Regions from separate parts of the Homo sapiens genome. Here region 2 is linked to region 1. Evidence: read pairs that join two places in POLR2A ChIA-PET (ENCODE). Cell type or tissue: Panc1. All regions are shown on one strand. Links, peaks and the distances in the headings refer to the core of each region. The heading gives the core; the rest is flanking DNA. Region 1 has its middle 9.5 kb from the start of MIR6516. Region 2 overlaps SEC14L1 (SEC14 like lipid binding 1).

Region 1 (2,809 bases), core at 171-2,670:
GCATGCGCACTAACGTGAATGCCGCATGTACAGATGACCACAGTGCTCGGAGGGTGCAGAAGGGGAAGCAGAGGGTGAATAGGCAGAAGTCAGTCCACATCTACCAGGAAGAGGTCAGTCCACATCTACCAGGAAGAAAGTCAACAGGCGAGGACCCAGATGACTCAAAGAGAAGCAGCGCAGCACGCCCGCTCCTCGGAAACAAAACCAGCGAAGCTGAAGGAATGGAAAATGGCTCCCGCTGGGAGCGCCAGAGCAGGGAAGCTTAGCCTAGTGTTAGAAGCCTTTTAGTTCTATGAATTTTTTGAACTAATGCATGTATTACTTTGGGAAAAAAAATTTTTTTAAACAAAAAGACATGTTTTTGTTGTAATGCTGGGGCATGTTAAAAAAAAACAACAAAAAACGCATGAAGCCTTTATTTCATTTTGATCTCTTAATACCTCCTTTTGATCTTCCCCGTTAACTTTCGAAGGGGTGAAGTATCTTGGAACAAAGACAGTACATTAGTGAAGGAGACTCACGTACCTTAGGATTTTTTTTGTTTTTGTTTGAGAGAGTCTCACTCTGTCATCCAGGCTGGAATGCAGTGGGGTGATCTCAGCTCACTGCAACCTCCACCTCCCACGTTCAAGTGATTCTCCTGCCTCAGCCTCCAAGTAGCTGGCATTACAGGAGTGTGCCACCACACCCGGGTAATATTTGTATTTTTAGTAGAGACGAGGTTTCACCATGTTGGCCAGGCTTGCCTCGAACTCCTGACCTCAAAGTGATCCACCCGCCTTGGCCTCCCAAAGTGCTGGGATTACAGATGTGAGCCCGGCCATGCCTTTGGATTTTAGGGGCTTCAAGATGTGCCTTAGGATTTATGGGGGGCTTCGTCCATAACTCATCCTGATAGAAGATGACAACTGAGCAAAGTTTTCAAATAGGCTCATGTCAGAAATTTGACTTTCAGAAATCTACTCAATGGGGCCAGCCACGCATAGAAGGTAAAATGTGGCTTACGGAGCCTCGTGTGGGAGTCAACATTAAAACCCAAGTCTTGGTTTTGTTAAAAGGGATTTGTCATTCAAAGAGAGTGGAAGTCTTATTTTAATTCAATAAAATTATCTAAATGTTTTGCTGCTCGGGCTGTAGTTCTAACGTGGCATTGCATAACCACTGTTACATAACCCTCCACAGCTGACAGTCTGTGAACATGTGACCTTCCAGTGACTTACACGGGGCTCCTTTCATTACCATTGCAATAAAAAGAACTTGGTTTTGGCTGTAGCTGCATAATTGATCTGAAAAAAAAAATCACAACAAATAACTATTTCAAATACATTAATCACATGTAACCACATCAAACCCAAACAGGCTTCTATGAGAATGTAGTTTTTGTGGTCTTGTTGCTAGCAATTTAAATACTGATATAAATGAAACACACATATCTACTCTGTTGAAAAAGCAATAAGTCCAGGGCTCCCACTCTCAAGGAGCTAGTGTAGAAGTAGTGTTCAGGGAAGCTAAGGCACAGGGAAGGAAACAATTCCAAAACCACGGGGTGAGCTCCATGAATGAGGTGGGCACTAGGAGAGGACAGATCCAGGGCTGAGGTCCTTGTCACAGAGAAAGACAGTCTCCAGCTTCATCACTGCAGTGAAGGGCACGCGATCTTTATGTGAACAAAGTCTGTCCCAGAACACTTCCAAATACTGCAGGACATGTGGCTCAACATGAGCCAAAAAGACGGTGTCCCCATGCATAGACCTGGGATCCTCTCAATGGGCCAATGTGTAGGAACAGGAAATACTTTTTTTTTTTTTTGAGACAGTCTCACTGTCGCCCAGGCTGAAGTCCAGTGGCACGACGATGGCTTACTGCAACCTCTGCCTCCTGGGTTCTGGCATTTCTCGTACCTCAGCCTCCCGAGTAGCTGGGATTACAGGTATGCACCACCACGCCTGACTAATTTTTGTATTTTTAGTAGAGATGGGGTTTTGCCATGTTGGCCAGGCTGGTTTCGAACTCCTGACCTCAGGTGATCCACCTGCCTTGGCCTCCCAAAGTGCTGGGATTACAGACATGAGCCACTGCACCGGGCCTAGAACAGGAAATACTTCTAACGTAAACTACCATTAGAGGGAAAAATGGTTCCTAAAAGGCAAGAGTAGATAGAATATGTAAGCTACGGACACTATTCAGAGAAAAGGCAGAAGTCCCACACTTTCCTCCATGTGAGGCCCCATGAGATCTGGCCTCAGCCCCCCAGCCCTCTCATCAACTCCTTTTGCTTGTGTGCCAGGGCACTGGCTGCCTCCCCTGCTGGGGTGCTCTTCCTGGTCATCATGTGACTTACTCTCACTGAAGGATTTGGTTAAAGGCCACCCATCTAAAATTGCAAACCCCATCCCGTGCTCCTCCGTAGTGGGGCTGCTGTCTTTCTCTCCATAGCACTCATCTGTTATTCTGCATATTCTAATGACCTGTTTCCAGTCTCCCCTATCCTGGGATATAAGTTCTCTGAGAGGAGGGAGTATGTTTTGCCTCTGGCTGTATTTTAACATATCCAGCAATACTTGTTCAACTAAAACCATCAGAAAGCTGTTCACCGGGCTAATAAGCCAGAGAACGTACAGTACTCTGTTGAAGATTACACTTTCAGAATGGTCATTCTCCCCACTCCCCCGCCCCCACCCAGCAAGTCCACTTTCCCACCAGCTAACAATCAGCACTCTTTTTTTTAAATTTTTTTTCTTGAGATGGAGTCTTGCTCTGTCGCCAGGCTGGAGTGCAGTGGCACAATCCCGGCTCACTGCAACCT
Region 2 (2,809 bases), core at 252-2,751, 66 kb before region 1:
TTCAACTTGCAGCATTGTTGAAAGATTAAATAAGAAAACATAAAATGTTTGGCAGGCCCTGACACAGAATAAGTAGGGGGCCAAGCATGATGGCTCAGGCCTGTAATCCCAGCAATTTGAGAGGCCAAGGTGGGAGGATCACTTGAGCCCAGGAGTTCGACAGCAGCCTGGGCAACATAGCAAGATCTCATCTCAAAAACAAAGAATAAGTACAATACTCAATAAGTGTGGCTACTGTTCTGTGCAACACATGAACCTCTCAAGGAGGAAGACACTATTGGCAATGAAGTAAAGCCGCTGTCAGGCCCACAGTCCAGGAACCAGCTGAGCTATGCACAAGATGAGGAGGGGGACCTTCTGAATGCAAACAGTTTAAAACACTAAACATTTTCATTTGACATTTATCTTTTCTACTAAACTTTGGAAATGCACCAAATAAAATCCATGTGTTCACCAAACTAAAATAATTATCTCACTCATGACCCTAAAATTACAAGATGTAAATCTCATGAGACTTTGCTAGGAACCAGTTATTTTAAGTAAATAATTAGCCGACTAAAAAAAGGAACTAGGTATAAATAGGAGCATATTAGGTCTCCTGCCTTCTACAGAGAAAAGAAAAGGCCAAAGGAAGATAATGGCAAAAAAAATGATCATACTTCAGTTCAGGCACTGGGAATAAAACACTCCCCTTATCATATAAATTGTGAAAGGAAAATCAATCTTGGGGCCCCAAAATCACTCAGCTAAAAGGAAAAGTCAAACTGGGAGGCAAATCTGCCTCCCATTCCACTCAAAGTCACCCCTCTACTCACTGAGAAAAATGCTTCTGGCTGCCTCTCTCACCCACCTGCGACCTGGAGACCCCCTCCCTGCTTCGAGTTGTCCCGCCTTTCTGGACAGCACCAATGTACATCTTACATATACTGACTGATGTCTCCTGTCTCCCTACAATAAGTAAAACCAAGCTGTGCCCTGACCACCTTGAGCACATGTTGTCAGCACCTCCTGAGGCTGTGTCACAGGCACGTCCTCAATCCTGGCAAAATAAACTTTCTAAATTAACTAAGACCTGTCTCAGATATTCGGGGTTCACAGAAGAAGAGGAAATATATGGATTTAGTTATCTAATTCATTGATTAGCTACGTATACTATATTCGGTTGACAGAAGGAGAAAATATGGCCCTGAAGATAAATATCAGTCAAGTGGAAAGGGAACTTTCATAAAATAAATGAAGAAAAAGGGGTACTGAGTAACAGGATGTTCTCTGCAGAGGTTTCCGGTTACAGGTAGCCCTCAATCTGGCTTCTAATGGCATTAACGTTTTCCACAGAATAAGGAAACACGATCTACTTGGAAGAGAAAGAATTCATGTCAGGAAGCGAATTGCTCAGCTCCATTGTGGCCTGAATAAATGTAAACATGAGACTGTTGTTCCCACAGTTCTGGGAGGTCATCTACTATTCTCAGGACAAAAGCCTTCTCTGCCACACAATTATCTGCCAGACTCCACACTGTACCAGTATCTATGGCCTTCAGCTATTTTAAGCTCAGCTTTCCTAGCAACTTCCTCCCACTCCGCATCACCACCACCCTCACCCGCACCCACCCAATTATCATGTCTGCAACTCAGCTATCCAAGTGTCCTTTCCCTCCACTCCTCCAGCACTGTCATTCTAGGACTAAGACACAAACCGGGGAGGCATATGGCAGAGCAAATTAGAGCCTGGGCTCTTGTGTCAATGGACCTTGATTTGAATCCCAGCTGGACAACCTGGAAGCAAAGGCCTCCTGTCCAAGCAAACAGAAGGAAAGCCACCAACAAAGGGGGAGCGCTGGGAAAAAGGGTTACTGCCCAGCAGGGAGACGGATCACACCAGACAGAGCAAAAGGGAAAAGAGGTGGGGGGAAATTGGGAGGTTTTTCAAAAAATTGAGTTTAATTGACCAAATTGGGCAGTCCTCCCTCAAACCAGAATTGGTTCAGAGTGACTCCCAGAGAGGTCTTTTAAAGCAAAGACTGCAAACTGGCCCTGTTGGGAATTATGAAAGCCAAGTGCCTGAGCGCCGTGGGCTGATGGCCTCCAGGTGGGCACAGGCGCTCTGCCTGCTCGGGGGCACGGTACCGGGTCAGCCCACACCGCTGTCAGCAGGCGAGGCAGCCAGGTCAGGGCAATCACTTAGTAACCAATTTCAACCTGTTTCCTCAGTTGTAAAGTGGGATGAAAGAGCCTACCCACAAAGTAAGTGTGGGCAATAAACAAGATATTGCCACACAAGCACTCTCTAAATGTTGTTCTTAGACCTGTTATATGTTCTTTAAGTATTTTGCAAATTGCGGTTCAGTGGCAGGATCCCTGGCTGCCACCCAGGAGCCCAGGCTCCTCTCCAGGCCAAGCAGTATCATCTTCACCCTGGGCTTGTCAAGGTCAAATAAAAATATAAAGCTGAATCCCTAAAACAGTTTCATTTGGGAAAAGAGAATTGCAACTTGGGGCATAGAGAAAGACCAGGTGCTCTTCGGTATGTGCGAAGAAAAAACGGAAGGCTGGGGGTTTTATGAGAAAGAGAAAAGTCATCATCTATGTGGCCCCGCTGCGAGCCGCTCCTTTGATCTTAAAGAAACTTGACAGCATATGAAGACTGAATATCCATGTGAATGCATGACACGAAGAACATGGTGACAGCGTCTGCTCTCTGCAAGTGAACAGGCTCAGAAAAGTCTGAGGGACTCTCTGAATGAACTTAAAAATTCTGCTTGTTAACAACAAGTTTGACTCTGGTAAATGGCCTTCATAGCTAAAGTAT

Evidence for each region. Peaks named below come from ENCODE experiments on the same cell type or tissue, not always from the same donor. Only the 100,000 strongest peaks of a DNase experiment are listed, where the experiment ranks them.
Region 2: POLR2A ChIA-PET joins it to region 1 with 7 read pairs; 17 of 35 experiments call an interaction of 5 or more read pairs at or near these places.

What each region holds. Positions count from the first base shown.
Region 1 is chr17:77,097,498-77,100,306 of GRCh38, reverse strand. It overlaps a transcript of SEC14L1 not described here. Among named protein-coding and RNA genes, the nearest start is that of MIR6516, 9.5 kb to the right of the region's middle. In Panc1, for the core only: no CTCF peak of the experiment used is centred there; no DNase peak of the experiment used is centred there; H3K27ac peaks cover 2,286 bases.
Region 2 is chr17:77,163,510-77,166,318 of GRCh38, reverse strand. The region is part of intron 3 of SEC14L1 (SEC14 like lipid binding 1); the gene reads right to left. Among named protein-coding and RNA genes, the nearest start is that of SEC14L1, 24 kb to the right of the region's middle. RefSeq lists an enhancer at 2,463-2,809. In Panc1, for the core only: no CTCF peak of the experiment used is centred there; no DNase peak of the experiment used is centred there.